Linked DNA regions of Homo sapiens: region 2 is linked to region 1. A link is a contact called in ENCODE Hi-C data. All regions are on one chromosome and are shown on one strand. The core of a region is the stretch at or near the end of the contact, and the rest is flanking DNA. Distances in the headings are between cores, read along the strand shown.

Region 1 (5,949 bases), core at 568-3,067:
CATTCATCCCCCAAAGTCCAGAAGGAGCAGTCAGGAAAAGGAACCAGCTAGCCTTATACTTGTGAAAAAGAAGTGATTAACAAGTAGCCCTCTATGATTTCTATGTAAACTCAGATCGCAAAAGGCATTTAAATACTTAATGAAAGGATTTCCTCTACCTAGTTTTAGTCCTGCTTATTGATTGAATTCCCTTCTAATGACTGGGCTTTTCTATGTTTGAGCTAAGTTGTCTCTGGGAAGGGAGGTCATCTGAGCGCCTTAGGATGTCATATCCTTCTTGGCAAGTACAAGAAACAGGTTTGAAGAAGCCTGGAGGACATTTACCAGTGATCTGGTCTGGGAAGTTGTGGTTAGGCCACAGCAGAAGGGGACCAATTACCACCATGTACCATCTGGGGGCCAAACACTCTTCTGGGTGCTTTATATTTGTGACCTCATCTCAGGTGGACAATGACCTAGCCAAGGTGGCTCTCATAATCCTTCAGTCACAACTCAGAGAATGGAGTGACTGCACAAAGGACCCAGTGGTGACTGGCAGAACCGGTACTGTGAATCAGCTGTCTTTGAGCCTGGAATTATATTCTTCTGGAAATGCCTCTCTTTACCCAGGCCAGGCAGTTCCCAAACAATTCCCCAAAAGACGCCAGATTTGTGAACAGATATTGGTTGACTAAAACATGTTCCCCCTACAGGAAAAACAACTCCAAGTGCATGCCTTAATGACAGTGCTTCTGCAGTGTCCCCGCTGTACCTGGGGACAACATACTATCCACAATGGATAGTATGTACTGAATACCTACTTTGTGCAAGGGACTAAGCTGACAACTCTGTATACAAGAGCTCATTTAATCTTATTATTATTCCTGTTTTATACAAGGTTAAGTAACTTGCCCAAAGTCACAGCCAGAACTGGGACTTAAACCCAGATCACTCAACTCCAGAATCCATGTTTCATGACTATTTTCCTAACCACTGTTTTTCACTGCCTCTCCTTGAGGGAAATAAATCAGTGGGCCCTGGTATCTGAGAAACGCCACCACAAGACAGCCAACCTCAGCGCTTTGTGGATTTCTCTAATTCTAATTTCTAGTCCCTGTTTTTGTCACCTGTGTGAGTGGTAACGGCCTGAAGCACTGGTATTACTAAGACAGGTCCCCCATCCCCTAAGCAATCTTGAGGGCTGTGACGAACTATAGATAAATGAGGGTAGGTTGAGCACTTCGAATTGGAACGCATGAAATTGGTTGGATTTGTAATCAGATGAGAGAAAGCAAAGGCTTTAGGAAAGCCCACTTTTCCCCGTAGTCCCTTCTCATGGCCATGAGGCATCATCAACTCTTAATGGAAAGGGTATAAATGCTGGAGTTGGGCAGACCTCAGGTCAAGCCCTGGCTCCACTCCTGGCCAGCTGAGTGACTTGGGCCAGGTAACTTCATCTCCCTGAGCCTCAGTCTCCTCATGTGTAAAGTATGTGCACCAGTAGCTAGCAGAGGGCTGGGAACACGGATGGAGATGATCCACAGGAAGCACCTGGCACTATGTCTGGCACGTGGGAAAGGATCAAGTACATATTAGCTAAAAATAAAACTGAGAGCATGGTTTCAGGGCCGTTGGGGATTCCCCAGTCACCAGACTGTGACCATCTGCCCCGATGCTGCATGTGGGATCCTCCAGATCCTACACTGGCGTTGCATCCCTGTGTCTGGCAGGACAGGTGGCTTTTCCTAGCCACCTCAGGAGAGTACATTTGTCACCACGGATGCAAACCCTGGAAGCCAGTGCAAGCTGCTTGCTACAGCACTGGTGTGGCCAGGCCCCTGCTCTGCCAGAACTTGCTTCTAGTGAGAAACCTCATTTCTCACCCCATGGTCAGGTGGACTGTGGTGGGAGGAAGAGGTTGGGAGCAGAAAAGGTGACAGTTCTGGTCTCAGAGTTGATGGCTTCAGATCCCGCAGGGGTTCAGATGCCTTCAGATTTATAGGCCCATAACAGCAGAAAGCTGCCTCCTGGCTGAGCCTGGTGCTGCTTTTGGGCCCGGGGGGCTCCTGGCTGATACTGTTTGTGAACCTCTTTATCTCTCTAATGCCATGTTCTCTAAATCTTGGTATTAGAACGATGAGAAAGGGCGGAGGAGGGTGATTCATGCCCTGGTTACACTGACAACGAAATTCATCGAAATCAAATTTCTCCTAAGCATGCTAACAACATCCCGGCTGGTGCCTGCCTCGGCTGTAGGTCTGGGTTTGTTTGGTTTCTACAACAATTTTTCTTTTTAATGTCATTATTTTTATTATTTCGCCTAATGTTTTTATAATGTGCTTACTGTGGAGGTTGTTCCACAGAGCCCGCCAGCTCTCTGGGGATAGGGTGGGCCACGCTTGGTAACCCCAAAGGCTGCTGTTTTGCACAACCCTCCAATCACTGAAGGAAATAGAGTCTTCACCCTCCCCACTTCCCTAGACCTGTCTTGACAAGGAATCAAACACTAACCATAGAATTACTAACCTGTTCAACCCCAGTCTGAGCAAAGCTCCAATATTAACTGATGAACCCAACCAACCCTCCCCTTCTTCCACCCACCTTTTATTCTCCCAGTTAAGCATCTCTGGTTGCATCAGTCCTTTTTTCTATGTCATGGCTTCTGGCTCCACTTCTGCCATCCTGCCCTGGAACATCATCCCCTGCCCTATTTGCCCATATCCCTCTTAAATGTGACATTGATTAAGGGATGAATAAATGATACCACATCCATATTTCTGGAACATTAAGCATTTTAAAATTAATTTTGGAGAGGTGTCAATGATGTATCCTTAAGTGAAGAAAGATGGAGAAAATGGGTTTGTCCACTTTATGAAAAACCAAAAATCCCAACAAAAATCTTATATACTTGTGGGTTTGTTTTGATATGTTTGTCTCAGCATGAGTAACAGCACAGAAGGATACACACCAAGTTGTTAACATGTGTTATCTGTTTTGGGGGATGTTAGAAGGAAGAATTTTTTTTAATATACCTATAATGTTTCATTACCTGCAGTTAACTCTTGTTACTCTGATTTATTTATTTATTTATTTATTTTTGAGACAGGGTCTCACTCTGTCACCCAGACTGGAGTGCAGTGGAGCAATCTCAACTTAGCAGAACCTCAGCCTCCTGGGGCCAAGCAATCTTCCCATCTTAGCCTCCCAAGTAGATGGGACTATAGGTGTGCCATCACACCTGGCTAAATTTTTTTGGTATTTTTTGTAGAGATGGGGTTTCACCATGTTGCCCAGGCTGGTCTCAAACCCCTGGGCTCAAGCAATCCACTCACTGCAGCCTCCCAAAGTGCTGGGATTGCAAGTGTGAGCCATCACGCCTGGCCTCTGATAATTTTTAAGGAAGAATTTAAAATTGTTTTCAATCCATCAATCATCAATCAATCAATAACATGTTTGTATTTTTATCTTCAATGTGATAGACACTCGGAGTCCTGCAGATGTGGGGATCTGTTCAGGGCCTCTATTCATGCAGCCTAATTTGCATCACCTTCTTCGTTAACTCATGGTAGAGCCGACATCTACTAAAAGTCCTTAGTTGTTTTCCCTAGAACTGCTACAAAGAAAAGTCTCTCCTCCTATCCTATATACTTTTGAAGCAGATTTTTATTTACCCAAGTACAAGACCTTAAGTTTCTTATTAAATTTTTTTCTGTTGGTTTGGCTTTTTGTTCCAATTGTCAAGATCTTTTTAAAATCTGCTCTTCTTATCTAGCCTATTAGCCGTCCTGCCCCGCTTTGTGCCAACTGCAAATTTGATCAGCAGGTCTCTTAAGTCTTGATCCAAGTCCCTAATGAAAATGTTCAACAGGACAGAGCCAAGGACACAGTCTTGCACTGCCCATTTTCAATAAATAAATACAAATATTTTTTGTTTGTCTTTCGGTGTGTTCCCTTCATTATGTACAAGGCTCCTAATAAACAAAGAGGTTTGTGCTAGGCAAATCAATAACCATCACCATTATCTGATCTAGTGATAATAGCAGTAAACACTAATCACAATCCAACTTGAGCCAACCTAGAAGCACAGCAGCATTAGTCAGAGTGATGGAACATATGGCTGTGTCCACATCTGCTCTGAGGCATCCAGATGGAAGAGGAGGTGGGCCAGGGGGCAGGGGTGAGTGAACAGTGGGGTAGGAAGGAGAGAGGAGGGAGCAGACAGGTGAAGGCTGACAGGGGAGTGGGGCAGGGACTAGGCTCCCAAATCAATCTCCACGATTGTGTGGTTAATGTGCAAACAGCACACAACAGCTGCTGGTGGCTCCCATCCGTGACAGTACAACTGTATGACAAATACTTCCTGTCACACTTAGAGAGCTGTGTCTTCTGCTTTTTGGTTAATGGACCTTTGACATGCCTACTCAAATCACTTCTTCATAGGCCTTACAAGTCTTTGTCACAAATATATGCTAATGTTTTTCTTCTCTGTGTGGCTGTTTCCTTTGAGCTATCACCAAGCATGGGTCCTATGCTACCCTGGTCCTCCCCATCTCTCCTCCACAGCCTCCCAGAAGCTGGCACACTCCTGACTTGTGCATCTCCCTACATAAAAGAACACTCACCTAACTGATAAAAGATGTAAATTCAAGCACAGTTCTTGCTTAAAGCAACATTTAACCCTCCCTGTGCCTTGGTTTCAGAACTGAAAAAGGAAAGTCATGACTGCAGCTTTTTTGTAAGACTAAATAAGATAGCATGTGGCAAAGAAGTAGATGCTAAGTATTAGCTGAATCTGAGTCCATACCTGCAGAAGACATGGGCTTGACTTACTCCAAACCTCTGGCTTTGATTATTTATAAACATGGGCAGGGTTAGCAAATGGGTTTTGCAATCTTCAGTGTTTTGCCAGTCACCCTTGTTGGCCTCCTGAGAACATGTTGAGGACCTTTTACAGTATTCTCACATTTGCACTGATTCTTTCATTCACTCAACATTTGCTGTCAACTCTGTGCCAACGCTGGGCTGAGCCCCAGGCATACAAAGATGATTGAGGCAAGATCCTGGCACTAAAGTATCTCACGGTCTAGTGCCCATCACCCATAGTAACAACCCCCCCCCCAAACACACACAGACACACACACCACCCAGCAGCAACACCAGCAGCAGCAAAAGTTCACATACCAGACCCTTACTATAGGCAATATACTCTGATACTTTATGTTCTATTTTACTTTTTAAATTGACTTCACCACCCACTAATGGGATGTTGACCCACAGTTTTAAAAGCTCCATTTTGGGGTTGGATATGTGTGCTAAGTTCTATTATCATTTACTAGATTGCTATGGGAATGCCAAAAAAAGAGCTCCCAGGCCTAAGAGAATCAGCAGACCTAACACTTAAGCTGGAAGGATAGTCAGGTGTGCATGGGGTATTTGGTGTTCTCAGAAGAGGAAACATCATGAACAGTGCATGGAGGAATGAAAGCATGGCTGTTCAGGGAATTTTTTTTTTTTTCTTAGATGGAGTTTTGCTCTTGTTGCCCAGGCTGGAGTGCAATGGCATGATCTTGGCTCACTGCAACCTCCCCTTCCCGGGTTCAAGGGATTCTCCTGTTTCAGCCTCCCAAGAAGCTGGAATTACAGGCGCATGCCACCATGCCTGGCTAATTTTTGTATTTTAGTAGAGACAGGGTTTCATCATATTGATCAGACTGGTCTCCAACTCCTGACCTCAGGTGATCTACCAACCTTGGCCTCCCAAAGTGCTGGGATTACAGGCGTGAGCCACCACACCTGGCCAACTGTTCACAGAATTCTAAGAAGTTTTGAATGGTTAGAACACAGGGAACTTTAGGGGAAATGGGGGAAATATGAGGCTTTAGAGATAAATAGAGATTTTTTGTTTAAAGCAAATATTACAGAGCCAATGACTGAATACTCGGGGAAAAGATTTTTACTGCCAAGCAGGAA
Region 2 (6,552 bases), core at 1,942-4,441, 770 kb after region 1:
ATTGCTTCACTCAACTTCGTATCAAAATGCTAGGTGATAATTGCTAAGATACAATTTTATTTTTATTTTTTATTTTTTTGAGACAGGATCTTTCTCTGTCACCCGGGCTGGAGTGTGCACAGTGCACCATCTCTGCTCACTGCAACCTCTGCCTCCCGGGTTCAAATGATCCTCCCACCTCAGCCTCGTAAGTAGCTGGGACTACAGGCACTCGCCACAGCGCCTGGCTAATTTTTTTGATTTGTTTTGTTTTTTGTATTTTTTGTAGAGAAGGGGCCACGCCATGCTGCTCAGGCTCAAGCGATCCGCCCAACTCGGCCTCCCAAACTGCTGGGATTACAGGTGTGAGCCACCTCCACCCCTGTAAATAAACATAAATAAACAATTGTTTCAAGTTACCTCCACTTGACAAGATCACTAACATAAATAGGTTACCTGAGAAACAAAACAAAAAACCCCACCCCAGAAAATGTTCCAGAGGAAATCAGACACACTCTGTATCGTTTCAAATGGAGATTACTTTTAAGTGTATTTAAATTATTCTGAGCTTACAGTGTATGAAATATTTTATAATTTTTGAAATCCACAAATCCAGCATTTGTTTCATTAGTGTTTGATGTTTTTTTGTCAGTAGCATCAATAACAATTTATGTGGCAAGACTAATCACTTAATGAAACTGATATAGGAAATTACTTTCATTCTGATTTTTAAAATGCTGTTTCACTCATTAAAAAACTCAAGTCTGGCGGGACGCGGTGCTCACACCTGTAATCCCAGCACTTTGGGAAACAGAGGTGGGTGGATCACTTGAGGTCAGCAGTTCGAGACCAGCAGTTCGAGACCAGCCTGGCCGACATACAGTGAAACCCCAAACCTCATCTCTACTAAAAACACAAAAATTAGCTGGGCTTGGTGGCGCACGCCTGTAGTCCCAGTTACTTGGGAAGCTGAGGCAGGAAAATCGCTTGAACCCAGGAGATGGAGGCTGCAGTGAGCTGAGATCGCACCACTGCACTCCAGCCCGGGTGACAGAGCAAGACTCCATATCTCAAAAATAAATAAATAAATAAAAATCTTTAAGTGATAACTTTACAACGTCACACACTCACAAAAAAGCGGGGGGGAGTCCAGCTTGCATGAGATTCTATTTTCCCAGAATTATTAATCCTGCTTACAAATACTGCTGACAAAAAAAGAATTTACAGTAATTAGCCTTAAAACTATCAGTGGACACTATTAGGGGAAAATGTCTTTCAGCAAAGCTAGACTTTAATAGTTTTCACTGATTATTATATAAAAACTGATTCGACTTACAAATGAAATACTTCCTATTATGGGTATCTTAGAGAAATTTTTTTATCTCTAAAATAAATCTTTAAAGACCAATTAAGAATGAGTGGGTACTGCAAAGTAGAGAAACTGAGAAATTTCAACAATTTTTAAATATTAAAATTCAAAGGAATGAGACTTTAATTTTGCCACAGGTACTCACCAGACCTATTTACCTAAGTAGGGAGCTTTCACATTGCACATCCTCCTAGACGTCACCACTTGATCTCACAGTTTTTGTTTTTAAGATTATGAACAGCCATCAAATAATTTGTGACAATAAAGTGCATACAGCAACGGAGATTCTTTTGTATGTGATCACGTATCCCCGACATAATAAAGAAAATATTTCAATATTTGGAAGCTAAAAAATAAGTGAAAATGTAATCTACTCAGCTAAAATGGTCAACCATTGTTCTACGTTAAGATCAGTATTTTTCCAAAACGAATTCTCTGTAATGATACACTCACAAGTTAACTCTAAATATGACCTGTGTAAATTGTGTCTTCTTTTTCCTCCTCAAGACAATCAAATCAAAGTCTTCACCAGAGCCAGCAACACTACCTTGAAATTTTAAACCTAAGTGTAAGGCTCGTAATGAAGTGCAAATGTAGTCCCAAACTCTCCGATTTTCACCATGGATGAAATGATTTTCATCACTAGCAAACAGTGTTATTAACATTCCAAATTCTGGTTAGAATGCAGTCACTGGTGAGCAGTGCCCTTGGGCAAGCAAAGAAAAGATTTGAAACTACCCAAAGCACAGATCCACATGAACCTCAGTCTTCTCCCACTTCATCAGGAAGCCAAATAGGAAGGACTCCAAGAAACAGGGGTGAGGGGGTGATCGGGACAGAAAGGATAGTGGAAATCATACTCCTCGAAGGGCGAAAGCAAATGAGAAACGGACTCTGGAAAAACCGCCCCAAAAGGACACTCAACCTGAGACAGATGTACAGGCACAGCTCCTCTACACTAAGGAGATAAAGCTTTACCACAGAAGTGATGCACCAAGCAAGCAAGTATGGGCAGGAGGGGACAACCTCCGCCAAGCACCCCCTCCCGAACGTCTAGCTCAACTAGAAGGGGTCGGCGGGGACTGCTCCTCCGAACATCAACAAAGGCCCCTTCAGTCCTAAGGCGAAACTCGAACAACAAAGGCCCGGAGACAGCCAGGACAGGGCCGGGGCTGGGGGGCGGGACGGATGAAAGCAGGGGAAGGCAAAGGAATCAAACCAGTGGGGGCGGAGGCCCGTCGGAGTGGGAAGCAGAGGCGCAGAGGCGGGAGGCGCGGTAATCCCCAGTGCACAATAAAAGGAGGAGGAGGAAGAGAACCTGGCCTCCATTCTCCTACTCTCTCCAATCCGCACCGTGTACATTTCCTCAGCCGCGGGGACCGCGCAGTCCCGAGTTCAGGGAAGGAAAGGGGAGGGGGGATTTTCCGCCTTGACCGCAACTCCCTTCCCCCAGCCAGGAGCTGCAGACGACAACAACCGCCACAACTGCAGCCACACAAAGGCGCCTTCCTTCTACTCCCGCTCCCACCCAGGCGGAGGCGCCGATGATGCCAAGGAAGCGGCGACCACCTCTCGGCCGCCTAGCGCTCGCTCGCCCTCTTCCCCCTCTAGCTGGGGAAAGGGGGAGGGGACCACCGGGCGCCCTCACCTGGCACAGCTGCTGACAGTAGTCGGTGGCCGCTTCCACGGCCGGTACCCGGCTCTCCCGCAGCTGTAGCTCCAGCTCCTGGAGCCGCTCGCCCAGGCGCTGCAGCTCCGCGACGCAGCCGCCTTCGCCGCAACTCAACCTCTCCTGCTCGGCCTCTTCGTCCGCCATCTTCACACCCCGCTCCGTCGCGTACGCACCTGGGTCACGTGATAACACAATGCCACGTTCGGCGGGGTCACGTGCCGGGCGCGCTTGCACGGCGCCGAGCACGTACAAAGGGCCCGATGGGGAAGATATGGGGGTGGGGAGAGTGGCGCGAGAGAGCCCGAGGGAGGTGAAGGCAAGGGGAAAGGAGAAGGGCGGGGTTGGGGCGGTGCGGAAAACGGCGGTTTACTTACCCCGAGCGGGAAGTGGGCAGCAGCGGCCGAAAGGGGCGGGCTGGTGAAGGCCTGCTCTCGGTCACGTGGGCGCCGCGACGGGAAAAAGCCTAGGGAGGGGCGACCCTCTCCGGCGTCCCGATCCCGGCGTGGCTTTCCCCAGTCCACGAAGTCTTCTACGGACATATCCTCCTGTTCCCCAAGAGGATGGCACAGGGAGAGTTCTGAGTGGTCTCGGGCAATGGCTGCATTTGCTGTTGGCCTGTAAGCAGGCCAGAAGCAGAGGAAGAGAGAGAAGGTAAAACCCGCCCATGGACCGCAAGCGTGAGAGCCAAGGCAGGACTATGAACTGTCAAAATTGTCTCTGACTTCTCACCAGGCCGGAGAGGAGGGATCTAGTGCGTGAGGTACCAGATCTCGTCTCACTTGACTCTCCTCCTCTTCAGCACCAAGAACGCCTGTCCCCTGGAAACACATTCTCTAGGGGGTGGAGGCAACAAAGGAAAAGAACAATTGGGTCAGAGCAGAATGAGGTTCAATCCTCAGTCTGGAGAACGGAGCAAATTCATGAAAAGCATAGTTTAAAAGAAGTCAGAATATGAACAGACCAGATGACTTTTAAACCACGAAAACATTTCTAGAATAAGTGATAACTAACTACTCTGTTTCACCGTGATTTAGACTCTACTACACTCTACAGAAATCACCAACAATGACAACAGGCTATATATGAAAGCTATTGAAAAGAAAGTAGGTCAAGGAAAAAAAAAACACCAATAAGGACTCCATTAAAAATCATAACGGAGGAGAGGAAATTGATGCTAAAATAAAACAATATTGTCGAGAATTATTATAAATATCTACAGCATTTTTTTTTCCTAATGCTACAAATAGAGGTAGCATTCTGAACCACATTTTACTTACAAGCTGAAAAGAATTAATACTTGGCACTTGAACAAAAGAGTAGAAGAGGTGCTACAAAAATCCAAGAGCTTAACCCTAAAGTTCTTAATAAAACTAATATTTTTTTTACCGTTAGAGCATTAGACAAAAGACCTATCTCTCTTGCAACTGAATAGTCTACAGAAATTTAGAAACAATGATATTGATGAGGCACCCAGTCTTTTCATTTACTCTGAGTGAAGTATATTTTTTTAGTACAAGGATCTAAAATAAAAATACTTCCCATTGTGGGCAGCGTCCTCTTCAAAAGATTTCTAGTAATTAATGGAAAGTGTTCTACATACTATGTTGTCCAGAATAAATGTTTTATAACGCATCAGTGATGGTGATGTTTTTAAAGCGGCATTATATAAGGTGACCAGGCACAGTTAAACCCCTTATGAAAAACAGTATCAGTTAATATTACATATTAACAAGGTAGAATCTTCAAATGTTTAATCTTCAAATGTTTACTCATGGAAGAGACTGGGAAGTACATTCAAAGGCTGAGAAGAGAGGATATAATAGTATCACTGAGTTGAAAAAGGAACAATTAAGGCAGCTAATGATTTTTAATATTTTCAGTTCACTTTCCCAAGTTAAGTATTTTAGATACCCAAACCAGGTTTCACCAGTTTATGTTATCTTAGGATTCCAGTGAAAAAATGCAAAAAGGGAAATATGAGGTTAGCCAAATGTACCCGTAAATCCAAGGTAAGGTATCACAGGTTAGCAAGCTCATTTCCACTTCAAGTATAATGGTTTACACCACACCTAATCTATAGAAAGAAAGAAAAAATGGGGGTTGAGGGGTGGGAGACATATATATCCAGATATTGATTTTTAAGAGAATTGCCTGATAATGTAGGTCATTCCTACCTCTTGCACATAACAACCCTAAAACTATGGAGACTTGATTAGCAAATTGATTCTGAGCACCATTACTATCTGGTAAATGTCCATCAGCATGGATGGCCATGTCTTTATGTTTATTTAGTATCTGTGAACCCTATGTCCACATTCCTCCATTTCTTCTCCTTTGCACACACATAGAAATATTTAGAGCCTACAGGAAATGTAAGGATTGGGGGTGAGTGGTGTAATTAACACTCATTTATTGTGTACTTGATATTTGCAGGCACTACTTGGTTTGGGACAAGTCAGAGGCGAATAAAAGCTCTTCCTGCCTTGAAGAAGCTTACAGTTTTGTGGGAAAATGATCTGCAATGGGAATACATACGATATGACAAATGTTCTATTATGAAAATGCATGCCTGTATTCAACTTAGAACATCAAAGTAATCTCAGATACTAACAAGAATGTCCAACGAATCTCTACATAAGTGCAGGCTTTTTTTTTTTTTTTTTTTTTTAATGAGAAGGATTGAAAATACTATCCCGTGACAGGTCAACCTTGTCTTGGAAATCTCAGAAATCTCAATCTTATCCATAGAAAAGTCATGACTTCTGTGCTTATGTCCATTTGTTCTTTAAATACCAAACTGTCAGCTCATAGGAACCATTTACACACACACACTGACACACACACAAACACGCACACCCCTACTTACTGAGATGTTCCTGGGGAGATTCGAAGACCTGTTCCATTGAGAAAACAAGAATAAGCCCCTGGGGCAAAAGACTCCGCGTCTCTGGGGAACTCAGTATCCGCGCCGCGAGCACCCATGCCCATTTTGAACACAACGCGACTGCTAAGGACGTGGTGTAATCATATGGACCTTCACTCCCAAGAGACTCGATTTCAGAGAAAATCTGGGAGACAAATTTAGATCCCTACCCGCACCCACGCGATCAATAAAGCTGGGGAGACCTTTGGGGGAGGGGACAGATGTGCTTGCATCCGGGCCGTGCGTGCCTGCTTCACGGGTTTTCCGGGCAGCACCGGCCCGCACACGCCGGTGCACTCTTTTTCTGGAATTCTTGAAATAGCCGGGCCTGAGGACAGTAAGGGAGCTGAGTTGTGTCTGCTACAGACAAGCGGCGCAGAGCCTGGGGGCCAAGCCAGGGATGCAGGGAGCGCGGCGTTAGCGGATGACGGATAGCTCAGGGCTAAGGCCTGGCAGGTCCTTCCTACCCCCGACCCAGTACACCCCGCAGCCCCGCCCTCGCCCCAGCACGCGAGGTGAAAGCGCGAGGCCCGGGGATGGCGGAGAGCGTGCGCCACTATCGGGGCGCTGTCTCTTGCCCCGCTCTCGCCCTGGGCCGGAGAACGGAGA

What was found. Hi-C counts contacts between places; a loop is a spot of excess contacts on that map. Pooled maps may share reads with other maps.
Region 2: a loop to region 1 is called in a pooled map, with 8 times the contacts of the local background. The contact joins the promoter of ZNF292 here to the enhancer-like site in region 1. A Hi-C loop is called at or near these places in 25 of 37 single-sample maps with no recorded cell type and 5 of 50 pooled maps.

Annotation. Positions count from the first base shown.
Region 1 is chr6:87,921,424-87,927,372 of GRCh38, reverse strand. No RefSeq gene overlaps it. Among named protein-coding and RNA genes, the nearest start is that of SPACA1, 120 kb to the left of the region's middle. RefSeq lists enhancers at 1,663-1,852, 1,038-2,127. Within about 2 kb of position 1,817, at least 5 of the 41 ENCODE cell types and tissues checked have a DNase peak (open chromatin) inside an H3K27ac peak, as active enhancers do.
Region 2 is chr6:87,152,204-87,158,755 of GRCh38, reverse strand. It overlaps ZNF292 (zinc finger protein 292), which reads right to left and starts at 3,191. Exons shown (of 8, transcript NM_015021.3): 1 at 2,997-3,191. The coding sequence starts at 3,164. LOC124901355 (translation initiation factor IF-2-like) reads left to right here and starts at 3,509. Exons shown (of 2, transcript XM_047419630.1): 1 at 3,509-3,780; 2 at 5,454-6,552. The coding sequence starts at 6,368. RefSeq lists enhancers at 1,765-2,372, 2,884-3,223, 3,494-3,653, 6,167-6,552.